Regions from separate parts of the Mus musculus genome. Here regions 2, 3, 4, 5, 6 and 7 are each linked to region 1. Evidence: chromatin loops called from intact Hi-C (ENCODE). Cell type or tissue: left cerebral cortex. All regions are shown on one strand. Region 1 overlaps Inpp5d (inositol polyphosphate-5-phosphatase D). Region 2 overlaps Neu2 (neuraminidase 2). Region 3 overlaps Ngef (neuronal guanine nucleotide exchange factor). Region 4 has its middle 12 kb from the start of Inpp5d. Region 5 overlaps Gigyf2 (GRB10 interacting GYF protein 2). Region 6 overlaps Snorc (secondary ossification center associated regulator of chondrocyte maturation). Region 7 overlaps Cab39 (calcium binding protein 39).

Region 1 (4,000 bases):
ACACGGCCACACCTTCTCTAATAAGACCACACCTCCTAATGGTGCCACTGCCCATGGACCAAGCACATTCAAACTACCACAATAGGCATTTGCCCGTGCTTCTGTCCACCAGCCAAGCCCAGCTATTCCCTGCAGCCACCTTTTCACGCAGGATCTTTCCCTTCCTTGCCTCAGCTCTTTGCCTTCTACTGAAAGCGTCCTTGCCCTTGAATCTGCTTTCCTGTCTGAACCCAAACTAATGAGACAGGTAGAGCTTTTCATGGCTCAAATTGGCTGCCCTGGTAACTGCAATTATTTCCTCCTCCTCCTCCTCCTCCTCCTCCTCCTCCTCCTCCTCCTCCTCCTCCTCCTCCTCCTCCCCCCCTCCTCCTGGGTATCTCCTTCTTCTTGTGTATTGCCTGTGTGTGTGCATACTTGACTCCTGTGTGTGTATGTGTGTGTGTGTGTATGACTGTGTGTTGTATGTATATGTGAATACAGGCATACATATTCCATACAGTGTATGTGGAGGTTAGAGGATAACTTTTGGGAGCTGGCTCTCACCTTCAGTTTAGTTAAGGCACGGTCTCTCTTGTTTCTGCTGCTATGATAGATGCACACATACTCCAGGCTTCCTGACCCATGAGTTTCTAGGCAGTTCTCCTGTCTCTCCTCTCTACCTCTTAGTGCTGGAATTACAGATGCATGAGCTGCACCCAGCTTTTGACATTTGTTCTGGGAACCCAACTCAGGTTGCTGGGCTTGCTTAAGACTCTATTGTCAGGAAACACAAAATAAGGTATTTAAATCCTTTCTGTCTGACCCTCATCCACAGCCATATCCTGCCACGTGGTCTCCTCAGGCCCAGCACAACCATGTTTGAATGGATGATGGAGAACGTCAACTATGCATATCAAATCTGAGGTCACCAGAAAGCTGTACCAATGGGTGGGTCATCTGTGAGCTGACAGAAACGATCAGCTCTGGAGCCACCACCAACCAGAGAATCAGCAGACATATATTGTTAGTACCTGGACTTCATGTGCCTGTGTGAGTTCCTGTGTGAAGCCAAGCAGTTTTCCCAGAATGGGACCTGGGAGGGGGGGGTAGGTAAATGTGGGGGTGAGACCAGATATTTGCATCATAAAAGGTCTCTCTGTTGGAGTGAAGGCTAAGAGTGAGCTAACTGCCTCATAGAAAGCTTCTAGGTTTTTCCATAGCTGGGTCTCCATGGAAATTAGTTTGCAGCAAGAGAGGAGCTATTTTAAGGACAAGTAAAGACAGACCTGGTAGGCTGGGGTTAGGGAAGGTTTCTGCAGGAGAGAGCTTTGCTCAGTGACTCACTTGGCTCCCTCCTATTGGTGGTTTGAAAGCCACAGTAAAGTATCAGAAATGCTGGACAGAGGAAGAGTACAGTGGCTGCCCGTCTAGTTCCACAGGTGGCCTGGCAGGGCAGCAGCCACCGTCTGGACCAGTGGAATAGAGATTAGATGCAGATATAGTCATTCCAGACGCCATATTATGGTAACAGGAAATCTGGGCTTTGGCTGGCTTTGTATAGCCACGAAGAGAAGGGCAAATTTACATCTGGAAAGAAAAAGTGACTGTCAATGTATAATTTTAGGGTGAAGCATTATCTTAGGGGTGGGGCAGCTTGAGCAAAGCTTGTTAACTGCCCTGCCTTCTTGGTTATGGAGCTCAGTGAAGAAAACTGAAGTGCTGGGTCGGGGGTGGGGGGGCAGTATCTGGCTCTCCATTTCTGCCGTAGAAGGGAGAACTGCATGTTAGAGGGTAGGAATAGGATGGAATGGCTGGAAAAAGAGACAGCTAACTGGGATGGGTCCCGGGAGATGGTGTCCAGAGTCAAGAGAAATGGCCACATGAGTGTGCATGACTGAGAGCCTAGGGGGACAATGATGAAACTTCAGTTGTGGTGTTTCCAGTTTTGGGCATCAGGGGGCCCCAGCTGACCATCCACGCGCAAAGCTAGGCTCTTACTTAAGACAGCCGAAAACGGAGCTAGATTCTGCTGAGGCGAGGAGAGCTCAGAGTGAAGGGACAGGAAGCATGCATATGCCCCGCCTTGCTTTAACTTGCAGAAACAGACCTGGATATCTTCCTGGAGGAGCTATTTGCCGTTCCATGGATGGGCAGCTGCTGGCACCTCACACAGCAAGCCAGCCCACTGTGAAAACGGGGATCACATGCCACAAAGGCAATAGGGTCTTGGTCCTCAGCTCTGGGGTCGCAGGGAGTATGACCCAGGGTGGGTTACCAGGACAAGTGGGCTGAGGAACAGCAGAGTGGAACGTTTACACTTCCCTTGCCTTTCCTCTAGAATATCAAGGAATCTCCTGTTGTGTCTCTACCTTGGTTTACTGTGTCAGAATGCGGGGCCTGGAGTTGGGGGTGAAGTTCTTTATGGGGACCAAGTAGTGAATCTGCAGGAGAGACATTCACCTAAGTAGAGGAGAGGAGCTGTTCTGGAATATTCTCAGCCTGGAGTCTGCCAGTCCACAAGGACTATCATAGCAGGTAGTGAATGGTTTGCTCAGTAACTCTCAAAGATGCTGCTCCCTGGAAGTCTGCTTAGAGCCTAGGCCTGAGGTCTTTGAGCAAGAGATGCTGAATATCTTAAGGTGGAAGGAATGGTGACGTGGGCCATGGCACTTTGCAGGTGATGCCAAGCTGTAACTATGTTGGTTCTCTGGCTGGAGGCTATTCCCTAACCTTTGAACCCACGTCCCGGGGATGGTTTGTATGAGTCTATTGTCTCTAGAATAATCAGAACTGTTGGTCAGGCAATATCAGAGGACACTTGTGAAAGTTGGGAGGCTATAGGACATTTGGAGTCCCACACAGACATATGCGTGAAAGGGGTGATATCACGCTTGTCCGTGTCCATCTTCAGACTGACTTCATGGTGAGGATACCATTTTTCTGGCCATAAGGAACTCTCAGCTTCATCTCCCTGCCCCAAAGTGTCTCTGCAGTAGTTATAGCACAGGGAAGAATTGTAGCCCCGGGTATCAGGAAGATACCACACAGTCAGGAGGCCCAGTTAGAAAGGCACAATTTTATTGGTCACTCAGACTGGGAAACACAGGGGATATACCTACTCTCCTGAATAATCTAGGTCTGGTTTCCTACATTAATCCTGATATATCAAAAAGCAAGACAAGAAAAGATATCACAACCCTAGTCTCCTGGTAACCAAGGACACAGGGTGCACCCCAGAGCTTGGGAAGAAGAGGCTGCACTATTTTGAGAGCCTGGGACCAATGCTCACCTTCCCTGATAGCAGGCTGGAGAACTCAGCCCTTGGGGACTATGGTGGAGACTCTTCCTCAGTACATCAGAAATGTTGCAGGGTAGGGGTGGGGTGGGCTTGGCCCAACTCAGGGTATGGTGATAGCTGCCCACCTCCAGTGGCACGGGGAGTATTTATTGGTCCATAGGCTCAGCAGGGGCCTGACGTGGCTGGCTTAAGTTAAGGCCAGATCTCTTCACTGGCGAGTTAGAGCTGATTTCTGACTCTGGCAGACTTGAAACCCCATAAAAACCAAGAGGATCAGGCCTGTGACAGAACCCCAGCAAAAAGCAGCTTGGATCTCTGAAGCTGGACAGGGCCAGGCTCCTTGTGCCACTTAGCCATGCAGACTGTTCGGGTCCCTGCAGTAGAGCCCGGCCGGTTAGCTCTAAGAGACCGATGGTTTTCTTTAATGCTTTTTAAAAACATCTCAGGACCCACCATTTGGGATTAGTGGGCCTGGGCATAGGGTTCAGGCTGACTGGCACCTCAGCACTGGAGGCCAGCCCGACAAATGTTCATAAAGCACTTAACACAGCACATGGCACCTGACTGTTATTATTATTAATAATATTATTATTTATATCTTCACCCTCGGATGAGCAGCTCCGTTAGTTCCTTTCTTTAAAACGGCGACTGGAAGAAGGCCCAGGAATCCAAGTTCTGAGACCCAGTGCCGCTGTCTGCTGTCTGTATGGCGTGCGTTTGTCA
Region 2 (4,000 bases), 130 kb after region 1:
GTTTGTGTGTGTGCGTGCGCGCGTGTGCAACTATGGTAGGAACCATTCCTAACATCATCTATTCTTCCTGGCTGGTCTAGCATTCTTAAAAGGCAAAGAAAATGAAGGTTGCCCTGTGTCACCTACTTACGACACTGTACTAATGGACTCGAGGATCCTGAAGATGCACACTGAGGTTCCCTGTGCCACTGCTATGTCATATATTTGACAACCACACTGGCTATCCCTGTTCCTCATTAGCTGCCCCAGTGCAACACCGACGCTATGCCAAAAGACAGATGGTGCCCACTGTGTTGCCTGATCTTCCAAGGCCGAAGAAGTATCCTTAGCTCCATTTCATATTTTGAAAATGAGAAGCCTAAATAGGTTAGCCTAGTTGCCTTGGATAAGGAATGGACCCAGGCCTTCCTTGAACTCAGGTCCACCTGCTTCAAGCACCATGATGGTGTAAAATAATTATGCGCCAGGCAAAAGGAATTTTGATGCCCTACTTTGAATAACAATCATGTAGTTGTCATAAGAGTAATGTTATGAGGACATAGACAGTCAGCTGATCCTAAGACCCCAGATTAGTTACCCTCAAAGGTAATTAATGTCCTGTTAAATGACAGTGAACTGGCCCTCCCTTGGGCTTTCAATGATGCCAGAAAACTCAGCCAGTCACGTGATGAAGCACATGATCAGCCAACAAGACTTGCTCCTGGTGAGCCCAAGTGAGATCTGGGTTGGGTACAGGAGCCTGTTGGTCACCCTGTCCCTGGATGGGTTTCTAGGTCTCTTCCAGGTTCCCTAGGTCCTACCTACATCTTAGTTATGAAGGGATGGCCTTGCCCCTGAGTTCTGTGAGATTTACGCCTGGTTCTACCGCACACAGGACCACAAGGGTGTGTGTCATCGAGCCATCCCAGGCAGAGCCACTGCAGCTGGGTCCTACCTTACCTTGACACGGTTGGTGGCTTCGTTGTAGCTTCCTCTTCTCAGGACAATCAACTCTGCGTGCTCATCCGTCTTGCTGGCTCGCTTTTCCGCAAAGGCCAGCAGGGTCTTCTGCTTCTTCAGGTAGAGCAGAGCAGGGATTCTGTAAGCATGGACGCCTGTGCGGAACAGTGTCTCCTTCTGCAGGACAGGGCAGGTCGCCATGGGCCTGAGATCTGGGCAGGAAGAGAACACACATCATACCTGTGCCAAGGGCCAGAATCATCCAATTCAGGTGGCACTCATCTGACTGGCAAATGGAGTCCTGTCTGGGTGGCCTGTCCTAGAAAAAGTTCTGTGTCCTTTCCCATATCCCAAGACCCCATTCGCCAGTTCTGCTATAGTGTACTGGCAGTGCTCTATCCAAGAATCGAAAAGTGTGTTTTGTATTCGACTCCTGCTATAACCGTTCCCCTCACAACAGATTTGTGACAACCTTCATCTGCTAGCCCTGGGTAGAGTAGAAGAGCTTGCTGAGTGGCTCTCTGCAGCTATCCGACTGCCAGGGGATGACTCATGGGAGAGCCTTTTTATAACTCCAGAGCCCTAGAAAGCTGTTCCAAAGAGAAAGAAAATACCTCCATTCCCCAAGCTCCACTCCCTCAGCTGCCTGAGGCTGATAAACCAGCTGCCCTCGCTGTGTGGGTGCCACCCTGAGGCAGGTAGGGGGTAGCTGTGCAATTGGAGAGATAGGATCTGCCTACTAATGGGGTTGTGGAGTGGGGGTGGGGAGCCCTAGAGGTGTGAGAAAATGAACAACAATGTAAGTATTTTCAGAAAAGAACAGGGAAGGCAGGGGATAACTTGGCGACTGTGGTTGACAAAAAGAAGGGTTGACAGAGCTAACTTCTTAAGCCAGAATAACCACCCTTGGCCGAGCCCTTGCCAAGGTTATCCTCAACAAAGGCTATATTTGATGATCTATCTACCCAGAACATAAGGACAGATGGACCCCATGTTCTGGCTTGAAGTGAGACCCTCAGGGTATGTTGAGGCAACTCTGAGACTGAATCTCAGCACCTTCTATTTCCTGCCCCATCACTCTTCTCTCTGTGCACTGGCTGCCTTCCCTCCTGCTAAGAGTAATGACTTTAGAAACCTCCATTAAACCCTGCCAAGGGAGCCACAACTTCCAAGTCTTCCCCATGCCTTAATCTCTCGGGAGGAGAAATGAAAAGAGAGGAATCAGAAAGCAGGAGACATGGTAGAAAACTACATTTTCCTACCATGTAATATATTATCATTTAAACCGTGTTTTTAACTGTTTTTGACAGGTGTAGTCTACCATGCTATTGTTCAAGTCTGATGAACGTTACTGGGACAATGCAGCAGAATAAAATGTAGAAGGGCAGATGCCAGCTCAGTGGGTGGAGATAAGTCTTTGCTTTAAAATGGAGACTTGAAGTGTTGGTGGCTCATGGTTGCAGTTCAGCACGAGAAAAGCTGAGGCAGGAAGAGAGTTTGGAATTCGAAGCCAGCCTGGGCTACATTGAGACAGTCTCAAAAGGCAGAAAATGAAAGATTAAACAAAACAAAGTTGTCTTAGTCAGGGTTTCTATTCCTGCACAAACATCATGACCAAGAAGCAAGTTGAGGAGGAAAGGGTTTATTCGGCTTAAACTTCCACATTGCTGGTCATCATCAAGGAAGTCAGGACTGGAACTCAAGCAGGTCAGGAAGCAGGAGCTGATAGCTGATGCAGAAGCCATGGAGGGATGCTCCTTACTGGCTTGCCTTCCCTGGCTTGTTCAGTCTACTCTCTTATAGAACCAAGACTACCAGCCCAGAGATGGTCCCACCCACAAGGGGCCCTTGATCACTAATTGAGAAAATGCCCCACAGCTGGATCTCATGGAGGCATTTCCCCAACTGAAGCTCCTTTCTCTGTGATAACTCCAGCTTGTGTCAAGTTGACACAAAATTAGCCAGTACAAAAGTCTATGCCTGCAAACTGTAATCTCGCTTGCTCCATGGCCATGACTGCCATAACTTTTAATAAGAAAGAATTGGATACAATTAGAAGCAGAAAAATAAGGAGAAAGACGCCATTTCGGTGTCTTAGAAACTTGATCAAGTGCCGAACAGCTGGTCCTTAATGAAAATTCTTCAGTAGCCATCTAATCAGATTTAAATGTTGATTTTAGGACGTCCCCAAAGCCAAGCTGTTCTCCATTCCAATGAGTTGGCTTTAAGTATACAACGTGGGAGGTTAGCTAAGGACATCCACAAAGAAGCTTGAGACAGGGGAAAGGGGTCAAAGTTGTCATGAGGAGGAACCAGAAAAGGACTATGAGTTAGGTTCTTGGGGTCCAGAGGGGGAAAGGTGAGTTTAGAGCAACAGTACAGGTTGAGTACAAACCCCAAGACCAATAGACTTAACATGTCGATGTGACAAGAGCTCGTAGTTTAGAGAGAGAAGATGCAGTCTGGGAGAGGGATGAAGCCCCTGGCCAGAACTAGTGACTACCCCTTGTACATAGTCCATCCTACAGGGATGGACCACAGTCCATTTTCAAAAGGAATGTATAATATCTCACAATATGCAATTCCGCTCCTCACAGAGCCATTCTATGATTTCAAAGGACAGTTCTAAAGCTGTGCAGACATCACTGCCTAAGTCCCCCCCAACATATTCTGTAAATGTGAACAGTTACTCTGTTTTATCCCAACAGTGGCCCCAGGAAACCACCAGTGTACTCTCTATCGCTAGCTCTGCCTGTTCTATATGTTTTATACAAGTACAGTCATGCAGTACACAGCTGACTTCTTTCTCTTAGCATGTTGTTTCTAAGATTCATTCATGCTGCAGCATCCATCAGAGCGTCATTATTTATTTAGTTACTTATTTATTACTTTGAGGGAAGGTCTCTTCTATGTAGCCCAGGCTAGGTTGGAATTCAATATGTAGCCAAGGATGACTTTAAACTCATACCTCCACTGCCCAAGTCGTAGGATTACAGGCAAGTCCAACCACATCTGGTTTATGTAATGCTGGACAGCTCTGGAAATCTAACACAAGGCTTCA
Region 3 (4,000 bases), 210 kb after region 1:
CAGGTGAGGACCCGCTGTATCCCGGCCCCCGCGCAATGTCCCCACGTACTCCCTCACACTCGCTCCCTAGGCGATGATCTCGGACCCCTGCGGCCTATCCGGGTCCTCGGCCCCCGGGCTCCTGCTGCCCCCCACTAACTCTAATCCGACGGACCTTCCCCCTGGGAGAGCCGTGCGTCCTGTTCCAGGTCACTAGCACCCAGTCCCAGCGTGGGATGGCCTCCTGCACCTTGTCCCTGGACGCCCAGAGTGTGCGCGTCCCGCCCTTCGCCCCTCTCTGCGCTCCCAGTCTCTGGAACTGGAGGACAGAGCCTCGAGTGGGGCCAGGGGGCACGGGACGGCTAAGGGAGTGGGGTGGCAGCGGGCTGGCAGGACCCGTTGGGGCGGCCTTCCGCGCTGTGCAGCGGCTAGGGTACGCCAACTTTCCGACGCCTGTCCGCGAGCTCGAAAAACATGAAGGTTTGGGCGGACTGGTGTAGGAGTGAATCACCCCGTCGCGCCCTGGTATGGTGACAAAAAGGGTTTGTCGGGCTCGCCCGGTCCGGACACGTGGCGGCCACTGTGGCCCCCCTTGGCTTGGAAGCTCTTAGGGGCAGTACCCTCCAGGCAGCAGCCGCTTGTGCTGACCGACAGTCGCCTCTTGCGATCTAGCCAAGGTGTGTCGTTGCTTAAAAATAAACAGCCGTCGCTCTCCTCCTTCTCTTGCAGCGAGTCATCCTCCACCCCTGGAAATGGAACCACACCCGAGGAGTGCCCAGCCCTCACCGACAGCCCCACCACTCTCACGGAGGCCCTGCAGATGATCCATCCCATTCCCGCCGACTCCTGGAGAAACCTCATTGAACAAATAGGTGGGTCCAGGGCAGGCAGCGACTCGTTTGGACCATGAGAGCCTGGTGGCTTCCAGGGGACCCTGGCTGCTGGGCTGACTGGCATGCGGCTTTTGACATGACTAGTTCTAATGGTTTCCTAGGCAGAACTGCCGAGTTTTATTAGTGCTGCACCACTGAGCTAATTTAGCTGGGATTGTGGTGTGTTTGTGAGACTGAGTCTCACACTGCAACCCTGGCTGGCCTGGAATTTACTCAGTAGCCCAGGCTAGCCTGGACCTCACCTCCTGCCTGAGAACTTGAGTTCCAGGGTTATGAGCTTGAGACTCTATGCTGGGCTTTAGCAGTGGGTATTGATCTTGATGTCTCTTGGAGAACACTCTTGGTCCAGCCCTTTCCTGTAGAAAACGTTGTTTCCAGAATGGAGTAGCTGGAGAGAGAGAATGAAGTCTTCCTTGACCTCAACAGGGAGGTCCTAGGAGGACCTGGAAGGTAGCCAAGGAATTAAAGCTGTACTGGGAAGCTCTGGGTAGAGCAAGGCTGGCCCTGAACACATGAGTAGAAGCAAAAGAGGCCCGAGTACATTCTGCGTCCCCCCTCCTGCCCCCTGCCCCCCACCCAGAAGACTCTTCCAAAAGGCTGCCAGGATGGTCCTAGGGAACGGCACTTAGCGGGTCCTGCTCCTCCAGAGCTGAGAGGAAGTTCTGTGAGCTGTTGGAGGTTTGAGGCATTTGTACTTCTAAACTGCTCCTGACATCAAACTGTTCCTCCTGTTATCCCCAGGGCCACCTGTGACCGGTTCTTGTTAATCCAGGAACGATGCTAGCTGCTTTGAAAATATTCTGGGATGTTCTCAAAGCCATCAGCAATCTATTCTTTTAAATACAAATTTTAGATTTTAAAAATATGACGCGTAATGATTATCTCCCACTGCCAAACCCTGTAAGGGACACAATGTCTCCAGAATTGAAGTGGAGCAGGCCCAACTGTAGGGAGACTTCTTAAGGAGGCTACTCTTTTGAGCTGGGAGCTTCCTACCCTGGCCCTGGGAGGAGAGAGCTGGAGGCTGGGAGATCCATCGCTGCCTGAGGGTAAACTGAACCCACTCTGGTTTCTGTCTCTGTGGTTCTCTAGCAGTCAGGCTGAGGATGCTGGGGGTGTAAGTGTGTCGTCGTTGTCTCTGGCACCTAACATGGTGCTTGGCATGTAGAAATTGCTTGTTAAATAATAACTGAGTAGCTTGCCCTTTACAAGTAGGCTTGGAAGATTTAAAGGAAACTGCTTTCTCTTTAGGAAGATAGATGCAGAACGGCTGGGTAGAGGGCGCTTTAGCTGGAGGAGCTGGGAACTCCCCTTCTAACAGAACAAGGCCGACCCAGTAAGGATCATTTCAGTAAGAGAACAAAGCCTCTCTACTCTGCCTTCATATCCCATAAGCAGGAGCTTAGACTGGGAACGTTAACATCCACGGGAAGGTGTGCTTACTGTTGGCACACATAGGAAACAACCATGAGACCTTGAACCTTGAGGACAGTAGTGGCACAAGATAAATCTATTTATATGAAAATTAGAATTTAAGACAAATAAAAATGAAAGATTATGAAAAAATGGTTAGACAGTTTTCATCATGGTAACCCCAGGATGGCAGGAGCTGGAGTATAGCTGGTGTCCTTTGAATGGTCTAACATGGCCACTGTTGAGTATTTGGCTGGAAGTAACAGTATGCAGAAACAACCGGTCTTCTGCAATGAGAGTGATCCATCCTGGTTAATCCTCAAGAGGTAGAAAGTTCAAGAGTTGGTTCTTTTCCCTACACAGTCACCCAGCTACATTTTCTTCATTCCCTTCCTTCTTTGGCTTTTGTGTTACAAGGTATCTGTTGTAGTTCCGGGCACCACATCTTCAAGCCAAGGTCTGTAATAGCAGGAAGGATAGTTTGCCTTCATGTGTCTACTGGAGATAGCTACTGTCTTAGTGTTCTATGGCTGGGAAGAGACACAATGACCATGGCAACCCTTAGAAAAGAAAACATTTAATTGGGGCTTCATTACTGGTTCAGAAGTGAGTCCATTATCGTCATGGCGGGGAGCATGGCAGCAGGTAGGCAGGCATGAGCCAAAGAAGTAGCAGAGAGCTACATCCTGATCCACAGGCAGGCAGGGAGAGATACTGAGCCTGGCATGGGCTTTTGAAATGTCAGAACCCACCCCCAGTGACACACTTTCTCCAATAAAGGCCACACCTCCTAATCCTTTCCAGTAGTTGACCAATTGGTAACCAAGCATTCAAATAGATGGGCCTCTGGGGGTCACTATTATTCAACTAACTACAGATTCCTTTTTTTTTTTTTTCTCTTTTCTTTTTTTTTTTAAGATTTTTTTTTTTTGTATGTGAGTACACTTTTGCTGTCTTCAGACACACCAGAAGAGAGCATCAGATCTCATTACAGATGGTTGTGAGCCACCCATGTGGTTGCTGGGAATTGAACTCAGGACCTCTGGAAGAGCAGTCAGTGCTCTTAATCACTGAGCCATCTCTCCAGCCCCTTCTTTCTTTCTCTCTTTCTTTCTTTCTTTCTTTCTTTCTTTCTTTCTTTCTTTCTTTCTTTCTTTCTTTCTTTCAAAGAAACCCTTAGATCTGTTCTGGGTCGGCCTTATCCTCTCTTTCTGTCTCCTTGGCTGGTATATTAATCCATACCTTGCATTGGATATCTTGGTATATTATGTATTGTGACAAAATACCTGAGGCTAAGAACTTTATATAGAAAAGAGGTTATTTACTGGACATTTTTAGGTGTAAGAGCAGACCATCCATTTCTGTTAGCTCTAGTGAGGTCCATGCCACACACAGGAAATGGTATCAAAGGCGACGACACCATGAGAGGGAAGCTAGAGAGGTCTAGGGCCAGACAGTTGATTTTAGAACAATCTCTTCTTGATCTAAAGCTCTGATGGAATGTTCAAGAGGAGAGGCCTGTGTTTGTTAATTACCTTCTCTGAGGCCCCTCTCCACCATTTGGCATGGAGACCAACCCAAAGAGCACATGAGCCTTTAGGGGGAAATGCTACACCCCAATCTTAACACTGGTAATGTATAAACAGTTAGATGGTTCCCCTCAGAGATCTGCTGCCAGCCAATAATCCCAGTGGATCTGTGTCTAGTGAGAGCCG
Region 4 (4,000 bases), 110 kb after region 1:
AAGGTTCTTGATGTGATCATAGAGGTTGCAAGACTAGAATGGAGTCAGGGTTTCGCCAGCATCTTGTCCTGAAAGGTGTGGTGCTTGCCAGTACTTCTGTGGCTTGCCAAGTTACTTGGGACTCCTTACACTCCCTTAGGACACTGGCAGTGTGTGCTTATTAATATACTGTACTCTAGCAGTGTGTACTTATTAATATACTGCAAGGCTCTGAGGCACTCATCTAGCCAGAACTTAGAGGAATCAACTTGTATCGTGCCATACCACCCCTAAGCAAGTCATCTGTCTCGTCTGTAAAAACCTGAAGACCTTGCATTGACGTGGTCTCTTAGCTATGGAAAGTCCTTTCACACATCTGTCCCAGAGCAGGGATGCTTCACCCATATTCAACATTTACTCTAGTCACTAATCTGTCCCAGAGCAGGGATGCTTCACCCATATTCAACATTTGCTCTAGTCACTAAATGCTGTTTCCTCCACAAGTAGCTGATGCAGAACTACCCACAGTTTGTCAACGACTGAAATACCCTGATGTGGTATGTGACTGTATGTATGTGGCACTGTCACCAATGACACCCTGTCGGGGGGGGGGGGGTGTCTCCTAACATGATAATAGTGCTTAAAAAGTTCTTATTTCTGGTGGTGTCATGGATGTTCTGATAGTATAAGCTGGTGTTCCATTCATTTGTCTGGAGCGAGGCTGGTGACAAAAACCCACTGCACAGTAGGCTGTATAAAAGCAGGCTAATACAGTCAGTTACAGAACAACATATTTATTTATTTGGCTTTAGTCTTTCTATATAGCTCAGGCTGGACTCAAACATGAGATCCTTCTGCCTCAGCCAGCCTCCTAAGTGCTGGTATTGTGGTATGGGACAAGAATATTTTGTAATGATAATAAACAGCCATGTTCATTTTTAACGCGTTGTGCTTTTAACCAGTATTTTGTGCTGCTCCCCCTACTTTTAAAAAGGTTTGACTGTACTACGGTGAGCCAGCGTCTTGATGACATCATTTTCTCCTGTTCCTGATTCAATCTTGCATTTTTCTGTCCATGTAACCCTCAGGGCACCAGCAGACATTACACAGCTGCCACAGCAGCAGGCCACACCTTCTAGGTCCATGGAACTTCATTTGCATCATAGGACTGCATCGACTTCTTCCAAGTCAAAGATCAAGGATACTCATGAGGAGGACGGTAGCTGTGGTTGTGAGCTGGGAAGGCTCTCTTCCCATCTGGCCCCTGCGCTCTTTCCTGTCTATCCACTCCCCTTGCTCATTTCTCTCTCCATCCAGTCTTCTCTCTGCTCCTTCTAGCTGCCACATCTCCTCTAAGTTGCCTCAGTTAGGGCACTGCTCCGTTGGACTATCATCTCGCTTCTCAGTTCCATTTGCATTTCTGCTTCTGGACGAGATCCTCAGGGTGGTCTTTACAAGTCCTACACCAGGCTTTGGACCACATCCTTAAGGTGGTCTTTGCAAGTCCTAGCATCAGGCTTCAGCAGACACAGGTTTCCTTCAAGCTTGCAAAGTTCGTTGCAACTGGTCTTAGAGCACTTGGCTGGCTTCCTGGGAACAGGCTTGCCTTGAGGATGGAACGATGGTAGCCTCAGTTCATCCTATCTCTCCTCCGTATCTCTGAAAACTCTATTGCAGCAGTTCAGATCAGACATGGAATCATACACAGGACCAGGGCCAGAGTCTGAAGGCCAGCCTTGTAACATTTGGCCCATCTGAATCACACTGTATCTCAGGAAAGTGGGGAAGACATCTCTGCTGAAGGGTGAGAGGCAGTGAAGCATGGCTGGCCTGGGGGGTTGTTTAGGATAAGATAGAAATCCTGTGTGACTCAGATGATCAGTGCCCGGAGGGCAGTGCCTTGGCCAGCACAGGATTGGGTAGACTCCTGGCACCCAATGGTGCCACAGAATGCTGGCACAGGGTGTAGCCAGCATCACTAAGAATCACCTCTGGTTAACAACCTTGCTTTGAAGGAGGATAGCATCTTACAAGTACACAGCTTACCCGCAGCTTCTACAACCCTAGGTTAGGGCCTGAGCCTTGCAGTTTCCACCGCCAGGGGGCGCCTTGACCTCTGGCCTCCCCAAGCCTGAACAACATTCAGGTGTCAATCAAGACCAGCTCGTCCCTTTTCAAATAAAGCCAGCAACAGGAACAGACTCCATTTCCCAAGAGGACAAAGAACTCATGATGTCTTGATCCGTGCTTCATGGCATAGTTGAAAACGGGAAACCTGGCTGTGACAGAAAACCAGGCAGTGACAAGATATGGGTGGGATCAAGTGGGTAGGAAGAATTGAGTAAGAACTTGAGCCAGTGTCGCCAGGACTCTTAGGGACAGGGCATAATAGTAATGATACAGTAGTAAATGAAAGAGACAAAAGACAAAAAAAACAAAAAAACAAAAACCTCAAGAACCAAAAAACCACACACAAAACCAACCAACCAACCAATAAAACAACAACAACAAACCAATTTGAAATAACCATCCCAGAAGAACGCTCTGAAGACGCTCAGTCTGGTGGCAGATTCCTAATTCATCTTTTTTTTTCCACCCTGGGACTCCATTCCCTGAGTCAAGCCCCAGACCAGAGGGTCAGCCCACCACAGTTGCCAGGCTACTTACTGCACTGTGCCATGCCTGGACCTCCTCCAACCTGTGTTCTGGTCTCCAGCACTTCCCAAGCGTGAATCACGACAGCCTCCCTTGGCAGGGCCCGCGGCCGCGCTTCCTAAACGCCTTTTCTGCCAACAGCTACCCGCTTTCTGTGGTGATTACGTGTCAGCTGCTCCCTGCTTCAGACTTTTTACCTCTTCCTCTATGCTTCCTCAGCCAGCAGCTATCTTCACTGATCTGCCAAAAACCCTCACTGTGGGTTCCAGAATCTTCTCCCCAGCCCCGTCTTCCTCCTATGCCACCCGCCCTACCCTCAGCCGACTTTGAGTTTCCGGGGTTACACCCTGGTTTAAAAAAAAATGTTTCTGAAATGGCTTTCCACTTTTGTGGGACCGGCTGCTGCCTCACCCTGGGCCATAAGCCTTTTCTGACACCTGCTGAATGCTGTCCATCTTCTTTGCCCCACCTCCTGAGCCTCTACAATAAGCCACGCCTCTAGAGCGCTTGCCCCGCTACAGGCTCCTCTTCCCACTTAACCACCACACTGTCACGTTGTGGGCACTTGTCTTAGATCACGCCCCACAACAGAATATCATGGACGGTGACTCCAACAACGCAACAACAGGTATTTATTTCTTGTCATTTAAAGGGTGGGCATCCACAATCAAGGTTCTGACATTGCTGCTTCTGCTGAGGGCTGTCTTCCTGACTGGCAGGCGGCTACCTTCCATACTTTCCTTTGAACCTACCACCTTTCTGACTTCGTTCGACTTTAGTTGCTACTTAAAAGCACCATCTCCAGAGACAGTCACTTTGGGAGTCACCACAATTCACCCCTTAACAATACCTGGACTGTAGCGATAGATTGCCTCTAGGTGCAAGCACTGCACTAACATTTATGTATGAGTTACCTCGTCCGGGCCACACAGATACTCCTCAAGGCAGACATAACCTCCAACTTCACGCCTGAGAAAGTGAGAACCAGAGAGATTAACCAACCTGCAAATTAGCAGCACACCAGAGCTCCTAGCTCATATCTGAGGATCTCAGAATGGGACTGTGTGCTGTAAGCCTTGAATTAGATAATCAGAACTTTACTGCTAGACTCTGCGATTCCTTTACTCAAAGGTTTCATTCTCCCAGAATCCTCTCCTGTCTGCAAACTCCCAAAGCTCCCCATAGCTCAGACTATTATATCCTGTGACTTCAATGACTTAGGAAACCACTACTGTCCCTCTTTGGTATTTCCTTCCCTTACAGGGACCAGACAGGAGTCCCCTTTACTCTATGCCTGAGTCTTGAATCTTTAGCCAGTTCTATTGATGGTAGCTATAATTGTAGAACACAGGCAAGCAAAATTATG
Region 5 (4,000 bases), 270 kb after region 1:
AAATCAACGCACAGTGAATGTGTGCTGGCAACATTAGCTCTGCTGGGGAGCAGCCCCAACTGCCACCCTGAGACAAGGGCTGGTCCACTAGGTACAGTCTGAGATGCTCACCAACAGTGATCTAAAGTAATCTTGGACACAAAGGGCTAGGAAAAAAAAAAGCCTGAGATGATTGGTTCTGTGATTTGTTGCAGAGTGACAGAGAAAATGGTGAACGTATGTTGTGTCCAATGAGGAGAAACCATGGTCACTAGGCGGGAGTGGGAAGGCTGGCACAGCGGCAGGAACTCAGTAGTCATCCAGAGTCTCAATCTCACCCATGTTCAGTCGCTCTGACGAGGCGTTGACTGAAAACCCTACAAGAGACAAAATAAGTTTATGAGCGACTGTTCTGACTGCCAAGTGGTTCAATTTCAAGCAGCTGGCTGGAATTTAAGTCTCTTATGCTTAAGATTTACACTAAACTGGGTACAGAAGAAAGACAAGAAGAAAGATGCAAGCATACCTATGCAGAAAAGGATCTCTGGTCAGTCAGACTGGAATGGAATCAGCTTAGGAGAGGCATAACCGACAGTAATCACAAGCACTGTGACATTAGAATACCTAACGCTACTGGTCACATGAAGGGACTTTTACAATAAAATCCATAACCACAAGTTGATTAGAATTTTAGTGATGGGCCTCTTGAGAGGGAGCAGCTCCAAGAAAGCTCCCCAGTTCCTCAGCCCTGGATGAATCCTCAACTGTTTCAGCTGTTATTTGGACGCCAAAAGCAAACAGTCAACGCCCTCCACTCTGCTGCGGTTGCTGGTACTGGGTGGGTTTTTCACACCTTCATTTTGTACCTCAATGTTTAAATTTTCAAATAAATACGCATTTGAAATGTTCTAATAACAAATAAAGTCTTGCATAATAAGATGGCTTAATTAACAGGATCAAAAATAAGATTTAAAAAAATAAAGAAGCCTGTTTACTAACTAAGAAGCTATGGAGAAAGCTGCTGTGTGACAAGGCACACACACGGAGAAGTGAGTACACCAAACTCCATACACAGGCCCAACCAGAAACTCCACCCACAACCCACCTGAGAACCCGTTTTTCCCTTGGAAATACTGAAGGCTTAGTGTTTGTATCTGTCAGGTGATGGTTTTACTTGGTAAGTCTAAAAACCTAAAGCCCAGCAGTCTATGAAATGAGCTATTGCCTTTATTATTCTGAAGCAGGTTTGATTTCAGTTCAAAAACAAATTAAGTGAGATAGAAACAACAAGTTGCATAGCACAGAAGAAATGTAATTTAAAAATCAACTAATATTAATCAAGATAGGAAAAGAGAAAGCTATTGAGAAATAAAGATTATTTGATGTTTTAATGTGCTGATTACAAGGTGAGGCTTTTTAGCAGACATGCTCTGACTTAACTGATTTAGGAGCTCAGTCAGGCATAAACTTAGCCTTCCAACTTCAAAAAGCAACAGCCTGTGAGTGCCATGAAAGGCAGGGCATCACAAAAGGGGATTTCCTCACTCTGCTGCTCCACAGACCACTTTCTACTAGGTCTACAACACTCACCTTCATGCTTCCTTTTAGGATTATGACAATGTCTTTGTGTTTCTACAAAGGGGAGTCTGACTGAGAGGAAGCTATATATTTTATCACCCCCAAATGGTTTACACGGGCCCCCTGGGAACCCTTACAATCAGTATGACCAGAGAAGAGTGAAGGGCGCCTAGAAGTGAAGTGAGGCTGGGGCGCCCTCTGCTGGTTCCTTTGCAGTCTGCTCTCTGTGGTCACTTTAGATCAAATTGGAACCTATTTTTCCAGTATGTGCATGGAAAAAAATTCTCAACCTATAAATTTGCAGGGAATACACCCATTGGAAAGTAATATATGAAAATGAATAAGCAGAAAAACTGAAAGAAAATTAAAAACTTTCAGAGGCATTTCCAGAAAGAGGGGTAAGTAGGCAGTGACTTGGCTTCAGTGGGAAGCTCTGCTCCTGCGCTGACTGCCCTTCCAAGCCTGAGAGAACTGACCCACCTCCCATGTCCTGAGAGATGCTGACATCCCTGCTGGGGTCTCTGGCAGAAGACCAAGACCACACTGCAAGGACAAACATCCGTGGAGCAGCCTCTCACACCTGTAAGCTACATCACAAGGGCTTCTCAGCTGCAAGTAGTTAGAAATCTGCTCAGCTCTGTCTGAATTTTATAGTTTCTGACCCATGTTTAATATTAACACTCCAGAGAAGAAGAAAATCGACTATGACAGCCAAGTTTCCATTAACTTCATGTTCAAAAGCAGTGAAGGATTTCATTTATCACTATTTATTTATTTATTTATTTATTTATTTATTTATTTATTTATTTATTTATTTATTTATGGGTTTGTTGGGCCAATTTAAGATACAAAGCAACTTACATTCATTACTTATGAAATACTGTTCCCTACCATCCCTGGAGTCATTTAAAGCCCTAATTTAGGCATCTGCTTTTTTTAGGAAGCTGCTGCATATGAGGACAACAGCTCTCAGTACTAGATATGGAGGCATCTACCACAGAAGAGTGGAGAAGGCCTGCAGCTCACTGGCCAAGACAAGTGGGTGTCCTGGCAGTGCAGTTGCCCAGGACCTACAGAAAGTGGACGTAACAAGCACTGCTTAGTTGAACATCTGCTTCCAGCAGAAATAAGCACCTGAACTTCTCAACTAGCTCTACTGTTGTTGTCCACTTTCGTTATTTTTGCATGAAATTCTAAGTAAGGCTTTAAAGTTTGAAGGACCAGAATCATACTGCTAGTTTGTCTATACTAGCACATGGGCAAATCTCCTACACTTACACACCCAGGAAATATTGCCTATTCTTAAAACCAGATAGTAAAATGAATCTTTACATGAAGACTGCAGCGATGTATCTGGTTACTGTCAGCACCCAAAACCTTCCTCTCACCCCACCTGAGAGTCCAGGCCTAGTCTTACCTAATAAACTGGGATCTGCTCGAACCATCTTCTGCTTTTTCTTCTTCTTGCCACTTTGCACAGCCTCAAAATTTGATTGTTGGTTGTTGCTTTGATTGGTCTGAAATACCGAATGGAGTGTACTATGGTTCATCCCCCAGACAGAGTCCTATGAAACAAGACACAACACAACTACAATTATGCAGTGCACGTGGATATGGACTGCTCTAAGAAAATGGCTGGCTTGCCTTTGCCTTGTCAAGTTTGAGTCTGTTAACAAAAATCCTCTGGCTGAGGAGATGGCTCAGTGGTTAAGGGTGCATACTATTCTTGCAGAGGACCGGAGTCTGCTTCCCTGTTAGGCAGTTTATAACTGCCTGTAACTGCAGCTTCAGGGGTATCGCATGTTTGATCATGTGGGTACTCATGTGTATATACTCACTGACCCACAACATACAATTTAAAACAATTTTAAACTATTTTAAAAATAAATCTAAAAAAAAAACAAAACAAAAAACCCTACCCCAGTCCCAGCAGTAAGTGTGGGCCACTGAGCTACCAGCCCTCACTCTCAACACTCTACTTGATGCCTGCTATCTCTACAAAGTCTCTCCTAGACCTTCAGGCTTTCACTTCAGCTCTATCAGAGAAGCCCTAAGTTTTCCATCGGATACAGTTATCTATGTCATCAATTAAGAAATGCAATATAGTCGGGCAGTAGTGGCTCACACCTTTAATCCCAGCACTCAGGAGGCAGACGCAGGTAAATCTCTGTGAGTTCAAGGCCAGCCTGGTCTACAGAGCAAGTTCCAGGACAGCCAGGGTTACACAGAGAAACCCTGTTGTGGAAAAAACAAAACAACCAAACAACAACAAAAAAAACCCCAAAAACCAAACAAACAAAAACAAGGGAACAAACAAAAGAAATGCAATTCACAGCATATAGTTATCAACACTATGGTAATACACACATCTGACTCACAGCAAAAAATGGTTGTTCTCTAGTACACAAGTCAAAGAACCAGTTGGCCATACACTAAAGGCCAA
Region 6 (4,000 bases), 250 kb after region 1:
CACAGCTCTTACCCTGGCTTGCCCAGCCATCCCAACCACCCTCACACACACCCCATTCTGTCCCCGGATGTTCCCCAACATCTGGGTCAGCTGGAAAAGGAAGAACAGCACCTAGGAAGAGCATATTCAATAACCCGGGGGCCCCAGGAATATGAATGGTTGGAGTCAGGAAAAGTCTGACCCCTGGGAGGAGAATGAAGACACAAGGATTGGGCTTCTGAATTAGAATATGGCCCCTCCTGCCTGAGTGAAGGTCAAACGCTTTTACTACCCCATCCAATGTCAGTCCTCCAGAGACGGGTCCTGTGTGAGTTGATCTCTAGGAATAGGGTGAATGAACCTGAGCCAAGCCCTCCCGCTCCCTACCCTTCTCCTGCTCACACTAGGCGGAAGCGCTTGGGGCCAGGAGTAGTGGCGGGGGCGGGGGGGGGGGGCACTCAGGCACACTGCGGTGGGGGCACAGCAGGGGACACAGTGAGTGGTACTTAGCAGACACTTGCGCTCAGGCGCCCTGCATTCACTCACTCGGGGCGCAACACATGCACGTGACCAAGCATGCACATGTTCTCTGCCTGCCACCCACGACCCCCCAGGCACGCGGCGTGGCCCAGCAATACGCCCCCATCCAGGTTCGCACGCGGCTGCACCTGCACACGGGCTCGCACACGCGGGGATACGGAGGGGACAAAGGAGAGCACAAGATGCAGAGTCGCCGCGGGCCGGCCTGTGCGGCTCCTTTATTGGCTTCAAGAAGCGGAAAACTTCCTTAGCGCGACGACCACGAGTGCCAGCACCACGCAGGTAGCCAGCAGGGCAGCGATCACGATGGCTGCAATGGCGCCTGGTCCAAGCGATCCTATGGAGGACAGAGGACCATGTTACCCCTCCCCTTCCCAAATCCAGCCCAGGCCTGCCCTTCAATGCCTTCTTTACCTCTCATCCTCCTCCCTCCCCTCTCCTTGCTCCGCCCAGGTCCTACCTCCATCCTGGTCCACCCTGGCAGGAGGGGTGCTGTCCTCTGGTGCTGGAGCAGAGGTGGGGAACGGAGGGCCAGAGACAGCAAATTCCTGGTTGTGGCTTGTGCTCTCCAGGGGACCTTCACCAGAGGGCAATTCAATAGGCTCGTTCCACAGGGTGGGATCGGGCTCCTGGGGACCCTCTGCTGCAAAGTCAAAAATAGACAGTGGAGCTCAGGTAGTCTGTGGGCAGGGATGCCAACTCTCTCCACCAGATCAACTAAGGGATGCCCTACACCAGCTCCCACATTTCACAAGGTAAGGCACCTGGCTCAGAAATTCTCTCCTAAGTTTGGGAAACCATTCACATGTGACCCACAAAACACCTGTTGAGCATTGAAGCCATTAGAAGACAGATTGATAGGGGGCAGAGAGCCAGGGACAGTTGCAAAAAGTGGGGGTTGCTCTGTCCCCCAGGGCAGATACAGCTCAGCTATCACCTGGGGCAAAAGCCTAGTCAAGGACCTTTGAGGGTACCACTTCTCAGACGAAGGCTGGGAGAAGCCAACCCTGGGCCTCTAGCAGCCCCCCTACCCGTCTGCCCCTTCAATCCAAGACAGCATATTGCTGCTTGCAGGAAATGGGGGACAGATGAAGGGGAGGTGGCCAGCAAAGGCAGGCTTCCCACACTCCATCGGTCTCAGCACCCTGAGCTGCATTTCATCAACAGTCCTCTACCTCTGGGGCTGGGAGTCGGCATGGTTTGGGGTACTCAGGGATCCCAGAGTGAAGCAAAAAGATAGGAAACACAGGATGGATACCAGTCACATGGCCTGATGTTTCCACTGCCTCAGCCTTCCCTCCCCCTAAACACACACCACTATAAGAAGCCCAGTCTGTAAAGCCCAGAGCACCACCCACTAGGCCAGTGTCTCCCCCATGACAAGTTCAAGACCAGGCTGGTATCAGGCTCTAAGGTCCCCTTAGCCTGTCTGTCAGGTATCTCAGCTGGTCCCCTGACCAAGGCTTGATTTCATCTGGGAAGGAAAGCCAGGGGCATTCAGCCCCAAGCAGGTTCCATACAGAGACCCAATGGATATCATTCGATCATCTAATTAATTAGCTGCCTGCGGCACAGGGATCATTTTATTCCTAATCAGAGTAAAGAAAGTCAAGGTTCAGGTTAAGTGGAGACAGCCATGGTGGTCCAAAGCCCTGGACAGGCTAGTGATGGCTCTGTCTTCCCAGTGTCCTCCAGTAAAGCTGTACCTCTCTTACCAGCTCTTCCACAACTTGCAGGTCCCTGGAACTCCTTTGAGCTAAGGGCTCCATCTTTGGGTGCCTCTGTCCCTCTGTGGACAGGCTCAGAATAAGGATAGCCCAGGATAGACCCATGAGACTGGAGTGTTCCTGTTCATGGTTTCCCCCCATCTCCCAGGGTAAACAGGACACAGCCAAAGCCCGACTCTGGTCAACCTCAAAATAACTAAGCCCTTCAAAAAACAAAAACAAAAACAAACAAACAAACAAAAAACGCCAAGGTCTGGAAAGGAGAAAGAAGTGTGAGGGTTTGTTCTGGACCAGGACAGGGAGGGGTCCTGTGTTCTATCAGAGAATCTGGGTAAGGCAGGTAAATACAGTGCTGGGGTTACTGTCCCAGTTTGAAGCCACATTCTGGTTGGGAAAGAGACTGCCCTTGTTCTCAACAACAGAGGTCAAATGATGTCGGCAATTTTGCTTCTGCATTTGGGCCTGGGTAGCTATGTGGCAAATAGTGGTGACTGGTGACCAGGTAAAATCTGTGCCAGAGTTCAGAAGATAATTTTACAACTTTTTTTTTTTTTTTTTTGGTAAAATTGAAATCTTTGCACCATAAAATTTTGGCAGATCCCTTAGGATTTTGGTAGATCCCTTAGGATTTTGGCAGGTCCCTTAGGATTTTGGCAGGTCCCTTAGGATTTTGGCAGGTCCTTTAGGCATTAGCCTAAAGCATCTCACAAGCCTGGGCCGGACTTGAGACTCAGCTTGTAGGTAGGGACTACCATCATGTGCCCCGGGGCGTCCCAAAACTAGACCCCCTTTTCAGAAAAGACTGGCAAAAGGCCCACGAAGACCTTTGCCTCCTACTGCAGAAGCCTCCCTCTCATAGAGTGGCCCCAGCCAGCCTCCCTCTAAGCGTGGAGAGTGCTCTGTGAGGCCACAGTGACCTGCTTAGAGGAGGCAGTGTTCATAGTCTGAGAACCACAATGAACGACCTCAGGTCTCAAGCAATCTAGTGTCAGGCTCCTAGGGCTGGAAAAAAAAAAGCAAGTATGCCTGCCATTCAACAGGCCTTGAGGTCTGGGCTTCATAGACTGCCTGTCTGTCCCGAGACTCTTCACGACACACCCAAAATAGACAAACAGGCTGGCCCCTCCCTATCCCACCTCTACTGGCCAAAGCTCACCTCCAGTACCAGGCGTCTGACCAGGGAGGCCGCCCAAGGCTTCTGAGTGCCAGGGCCAGCCAGCCGAAGTGGTGCCTACTTCCTGGCCAGGGACTGAGTTTGCCCCAACCCACCAAGGAAGGGGTGCACCTGTGGGCCGTAGCCAAGGCGTTATCTTGTTTTTCCTATGCAAGCCATGTTCTCCAGACTTAGAACATTAAGAAAGAGCAGCAAGCCAGCTCCCTTCCAGTCATCTGGTGAAGCCAGGAACTATAGGCCAGTGTGCCAGGAGGAGAGGGGTGAGGGTGGGGAGGAGGAGGCCTGGGAGGTGTGTACAGGGGCCCCGGGAGCAGAGTGTAGAGGGCAGAGGCAAGCGTTGATGGAGAGGGCAGGCACGGCAGGAGATTTCTGTTCTGTCCACCTTGGCCACAAGGACACTCAAACACCATGACAGTGAGCAAGGTCACAGGAGTTTCTGTTCTGGCAGAGGTGACACGGTGTCAGTGTCACAAGCTTGGATACCCCAGGCTGTCCCCTTAACCCCACCACCCCAAGCTCCTCTGCCTTTTGGTAAATAAGTTTGTTCAACGGTTGGTCTGACCACAGGCCCCCAGGCCAG
Region 7 (4,000 bases), 1.9 Mb after region 1:
ACTGAAACCAACTCTGCTTCCCAGAGCCCTGCTGATTATCCCTCATCTCCCTCAATCTCTCAATGTTTGCATGAAGCATTCATTCCCTTACCAGGCAAGGCATTCAGGTAAAGTCCTCTGCCACCTTGGGGATTTCTTAGGTTCTCCTTGCCTCCACTCTTATGGGGTGGAAAGACATATGTTGCTTGTATTCTTCTCATTAGCACAAGACCAGAGACTTAAACTTGCTTGGAAGAGACTGAGGCCAGAGCTGCTCAGATCCCGTATTCTGAACATAGGATCCCTTTCCACTGGGCTTCCCAAGTCATCATGTGTTGATGACCTACTGTGTGCTGGGCACTTTCCTCAGGCCCCCTAGAAAGCCTAAGAATTGGCTTTTACTCTTCTCCCCATCTTGAACAGAGATGCAGCAAGGCCAGCAGGGGGAGCAGAAATGAAGCAGGGCATGCTGGGGAGAACTGGAAACCCTGCTCTGTCCTGGCCCTTTATGTTTGCTTCCAGGTGAACTTGACATTTTGCTTCTACTGTTGTCAAAACCACAGCCAGATTGAAACGGACAGATCCTTTCAGTGAGATAATCCTTAACACCTGGTTCTTCCCAACCACAAGTCAAGGGTCAAAATTCCACATCTTCCATGGAGAATACAGGGTGTGCGCTAGACGTGCTCTGTAGACACCCTTGTGTCCGTACAGTCCATGAGGAGCAAAATGCCACCCAGATAGCCCACTCACACTTACAGTGCCTCCTGCCCTCCGAGGATCCCAGAGACTCTGGGGGCTGTCATTCAGATGCTGTGTATTATAAGCCTCCTAACTTTCAATGCCTGGAATGTTCTCCCTGACCCCAGAGATTTGGCTCTGGTCTTCTAGAGGTGCAGGCAGGGCATACGGGGTATCCATAACAAGCAGGTCCTGGTCTGTGGGGACCCATCCCAGGCTAACATCTCAGTGTGGGTGCCATGGGACATTCAGTAAGAGAACACATTAAGTCTCAGATGCTGCCTTGTCCTCAGCCAGCAGTAGAGCGTGTCCACAGGTTCTGTAGCCCACAAAGAATGTTAGATGTTGGATCCCTCTGTGCTGCTTCCAACAGGCCAAGGCTTGGAGAATGAAGGGGGGCTTTCAGAGCTTGCCTCTCAGAACCACAAAGAACAATGTCTGCCTGCTTGGTGCAGAAGGCAGAAACACCACTGGCATACTCATGTCAACACCACATTCACCCAGGGCTTCCTCTGCTCCCCACATCTGTTTCTATCCCTACCTAACTACTCCAGCTTGTTTGAAAGTGAAGTCCCTCCAACAATCTCCAGGCTGCCCAACACCAGAACCTAAATAAATAATACAAAAAAAAAAAAAAACAAAACCAAAAAAACCCACCAGAACCAAAATAAATAAATAAATAAATAAATCAAACAAACAAAACCCCCCCAAAAACTGGACTCCTAGGTCTTTTCAATGCCCAGATAAATCTGCAGCACTAAACCAAGGAACTACACTGCCCTCCAGTGGGCTTAAAGCATAAAAGCAGCTCAGTGCAGCCACCTAGAGGCTGGGTTGCTACAGGGATGGGGTGCTAGGCAGGCTGTTTGGGACAGTCTTGGGACACAGCTTCCAATGAGGCAATATCATGTTTGGGACCAGGTCTTGGGAAACACTTGGGTCAGTGAGGATCAAAGCTGGGTATTATGGTGGATGTTGGGGCTCAGACCTGCTTCAGAGTCCAGAAGGCAGATGAACACACTTCAGACAGATTGAGAAGCAGTTTTTCTTTTCCTACGAGCCAGTTGTCATTCATCATCAGAGAAGTTGCTGGGTCCTGAGAAGGGCCCCGTGGCCATCATATATAGGCAGTGTACAAGGCACACTGATGGTCCTGAGTCCAAGTTACAGATTGGCATCCAGCTCTACCCACTGGTAGAAACTCCAAGAGGGCCAGGACCCCAGTGGCTCCTGGGAGTTTCCAATGGCCTGCTAGTCACTGAGGCCACTGTTCACATCTGCATCTCAACAGAAAGGAAACTCCACCTAACTCCACCTACTGCAAAATGTATCTATCCCCATTTCCACCCAACAGAGTGTCACTGAGACACATTCCAGGGACCACAGAGTTGCAGGTGGTTAAGTTATTGCCTGGGAAGTTTTAATTTTGATCAGCTAAAATTACAAAACCTGTCACCTGTGTGCAAATGCAGATTATGTCCATAGACACCTACAAGGTACTTGAGTTGCAGGTAACTGCAGAGGATGTAATCTCTTATCCAGGAACCTGGTGTGTGTGTGTAAGGGAGAGAGAGAGAAAGGGAGGGAGGGAGGGAGGGGGAGAGAGAGAGAAAGAGAGAGCGAGAGCGCTCTCCAGGGACACAAATACAGGGAATCAGACATGGGTTTCTGAGGTCCTTGTAGGGGATGGTGCCACAACAGTTCCATCTTTGTGCAGTCACTGGCCCTCAGGGTAGTGTTGAGTGCAGGGAGACAGATTCCTGGAGGCCCGGAGCTTCCAGGCCTTAGCAAGACAGTCTTGGCCTCCTAAGTGCTTCGTGGAGGGAGGTACATGGGATAACTAGAAGTAAGCTTTAGTAGAAGAAAACTGATGATCACACATGGTAGGAAATTTTCAGATCACTCCTGAGGTCTAGTTGTTGAATTATGAGGAAGCAGCTCAGCGATGGTTGGCAGAGCAACCAGGTTGAGGCAGGGCAATGCAAGGGTAGTGGGATCCCCTACGACCTGGGGTGACTGTGGAACACTGCAGCCCTTGGGGATTCAATGATCATGAGCCCATGAGTCCTTGCAGGTTAGGATGGACATAAGCAGCCCAGGATGCCTGGTCAGCATGCAGCTGGAAGACTGCAAGGATCCCATGGAGACCATGGGGGTAGGGAATGGAATGTGAGCTTCGGGGAAGGTAACTCTGGCCTGGCAGATGAACAGTAAGATGCTTTTACTCTACTGAAGTATCGCTGGCAAGAGCAGGCCCTGTGCTCTGTGGCCCAAAATGGAGAGCTTATTGACTGACAAGGTTAAGTGTTGGCAGGGTTGTACATAGACGAGGAGCCACCTCTGGAGACAGAATAGGGGCCACATGGGCCTTGGTGCCAGAGGACTAGGCTTTCTAGGTCTCACCTTCACCATGGACATGCTCCGGTGACCTGTAAGTCTCCCTGTCAAGCAGTTAGTCTCCACTGTTGATAAAGGAACAAAAGATACATCTACACTCCCATGGGGGTGGGCAGAGGTACCATAAAATGGTACCACTGATATTGAACTTGGAGACAAGAATGGGCTATGTGACACAATAATCACCTCACACAGGGGCAAGATAAGGGTAAAACTGCAGGCGCACTAAACCTTGAGTACGGAAAAAAGTGTTAACTATTTCCTACCCACTGACAAATCACGTGCTTTTGTCTCTTGATGGAATTCTCCACAGTGACATATGACTGTCTAAAGGACATCACAAGACAGTTTCTCCAAAATTTTATTTTAATTTAAATTACAGGGCCAGCCAGATATTCTGATAAGAAATTCACTTTTCCTCAGGAGAAAGGAAACACTTTCATGTCATTAACAATTGTATACATCTCCCACTTTTTTTAAGGGTTAAAAAAAAAAAAATCACATTAAGTAACTGCCTTAAGTAAAATTAACCCTTTATAACACCAAAGAAACCACACCCAGGATAATCGTTCTGGTAATAGGAACCTAGAAAGTGATCACACTTTAAATGCAACTTTTCAATCTTGAATGTTTTCACATTGTTCTGTTTAAAAACAATCCAGAAAGCCTTCTCAGCCCTCAGCTTCCAATGTGTGAGTGACAGTTCCCTGACACACTGCATCCCATCTTCCACAGCAAGACTCTAGCACCGCTCTCTGTGTTAGCCCAAGTGGAAACTGTTCTGTTGTCTCAAGTTCTAAGAGCTAGCTTGGCAAAGAGACACTCCTTCCACTTGGTGAAATGGCCACTCTGTCACCAAATCCTGACTCACAACGCGGTGGCA

What was found. Peaks named below come from ENCODE experiments on the same cell type or tissue, not always from the same donor. Only the 100,000 strongest peaks of a DNase experiment are listed, where the experiment ranks them.
Region 2: a loop joins it to region 1, with 2.3 times the contacts of the local background. A loop is called at or near these places in 3 of 42 quality-filtered maps.
Region 3: it touches region 1 in a loop (3-fold over the local background); 3 of 42 quality-filtered maps call a loop at or near these places.
Region 4: it touches region 1 in a loop (2.4-fold over the local background); 3 of 42 quality-filtered maps call a loop at or near these places.
Region 5: a loop joins it to region 1, with 2.4 times the contacts of the local background. A loop is called at or near these places in 9 of 42 quality-filtered maps.
Region 6: it touches region 1 in a loop (2.0-fold over the local background); 7 of 42 quality-filtered maps call a loop at or near these places.
Region 7: a loop joins it to region 1, with 11 times the contacts of the local background. A loop is called at or near these places in 5 of 42 quality-filtered maps.

Annotation. Positions count from the first base shown.
Region 1 is chr1:87,719,544-87,723,543 of GRCm38, reverse strand. It overlaps Inpp5d (inositol polyphosphate-5-phosphatase D), which reads right to left. Exons shown (of 27, transcript NM_010566.3): 27 at 3,034-4,000. It overlaps Gm33470 (a long non-coding RNA gene), which reads left to right. Exons shown (of 4, transcript XR_878350.2): 2 at 815-1,268. Among named protein-coding and RNA genes, the nearest start is that of Gm33470, 3.3 kb to the left of the region's middle. In left cerebral cortex, a CTCF peak has its summit at 1,921; DNase peaks (open chromatin) are centred at 1,322 and 1,981; H3K27ac peaks cover 1,447 bases.
Region 2 is chr1:87,592,029-87,596,028 of GRCm38, reverse strand. Neu2 (neuraminidase 2) reads right to left here. Exons shown (of 4, transcript NM_001160163.1): 3 at 940-1,151. Among named protein-coding and RNA genes, the nearest start is that of Neu2, 20 kb to the right of the region's middle. In left cerebral cortex, a CTCF peak has its summit at 1,651 (motif pointing left); DNase peaks (open chromatin) are centred at 1,531, 2,013 and 2,321; H3K27ac peaks cover 2,523 bases.
Region 3 is chr1:87,506,096-87,510,095 of GRCm38, reverse strand. It overlaps Ngef (neuronal guanine nucleotide exchange factor), which reads left to right. Exons shown (of 13, transcript NM_019867.2): 1 at 1-3; 2 at 709-851. Among named protein-coding and RNA genes, the nearest start is that of Ngef, 2.3 kb to the left of the region's middle. In left cerebral cortex, a CTCF peak has its summit at 2,129; DNase peaks (open chromatin) are centred at 633, 1,205, 1,633 and 2,042; H3K4me3 peaks cover 3,170 bases; H3K27ac peaks cover 3,556 bases.
Region 4 is chr1:87,606,691-87,610,690 of GRCm38, reverse strand. No RefSeq gene overlaps it. Among named protein-coding and RNA genes, the nearest start is that of Inpp5d, 12 kb to the left of the region's middle. In left cerebral cortex, a CTCF peak has its summit at 2,074 (motif pointing right); DNase peaks (open chromatin) are centred at 2,077, 2,756 and 3,530; H3K27ac peaks cover 2,006 bases.
Region 5 is chr1:87,445,434-87,449,433 of GRCm38, reverse strand. It overlaps Gigyf2 (GRB10 interacting GYF protein 2), which reads right to left. Exons shown (of 29, transcript NM_146112.4): 28 at 2,975-3,122; 29 at 1-356. The coding sequence ends at 289. Among named protein-coding and RNA genes, the nearest start is that of Snorc, 23 kb to the left of the region's middle. In left cerebral cortex, a CTCF peak has its summit at 1,761 (motif pointing left); DNase peaks (open chromatin) are centred at 318 and 1,748.
Region 6 is chr1:87,472,185-87,476,184 of GRCm38, reverse strand. Snorc (secondary ossification center associated regulator of chondrocyte maturation) reads right to left here. Exons shown (of 3, transcript NM_028473.2): 2 at 980-1,162; 3 at 703-856. The coding sequence ends at 747. Among named protein-coding and RNA genes, the nearest start is that of Snorc, 4.0 kb to the right of the region's middle. In left cerebral cortex, no CTCF peak of the experiment used is centred here; DNase peaks (open chromatin) are centred at 1,711, 2,260, 3,077, 3,452 and 3 more places; H3K4me3 peaks cover 615 bases; H3K27ac peaks cover 1,819 bases.
Region 7 is chr1:85,851,039-85,855,038 of GRCm38, reverse strand. Cab39 (calcium binding protein 39) reads right to left here. Exons shown (of 9, transcript NM_133781.5): 9 at 3,462-4,000. Among named protein-coding and RNA genes, the nearest start is that of Itm2c, 41 kb to the left of the region's middle. In left cerebral cortex, CTCF peaks have their summits at 422 (motif pointing right) and 1,523 (motif pointing left); DNase peaks (open chromatin) are centred at 422 and 1,533.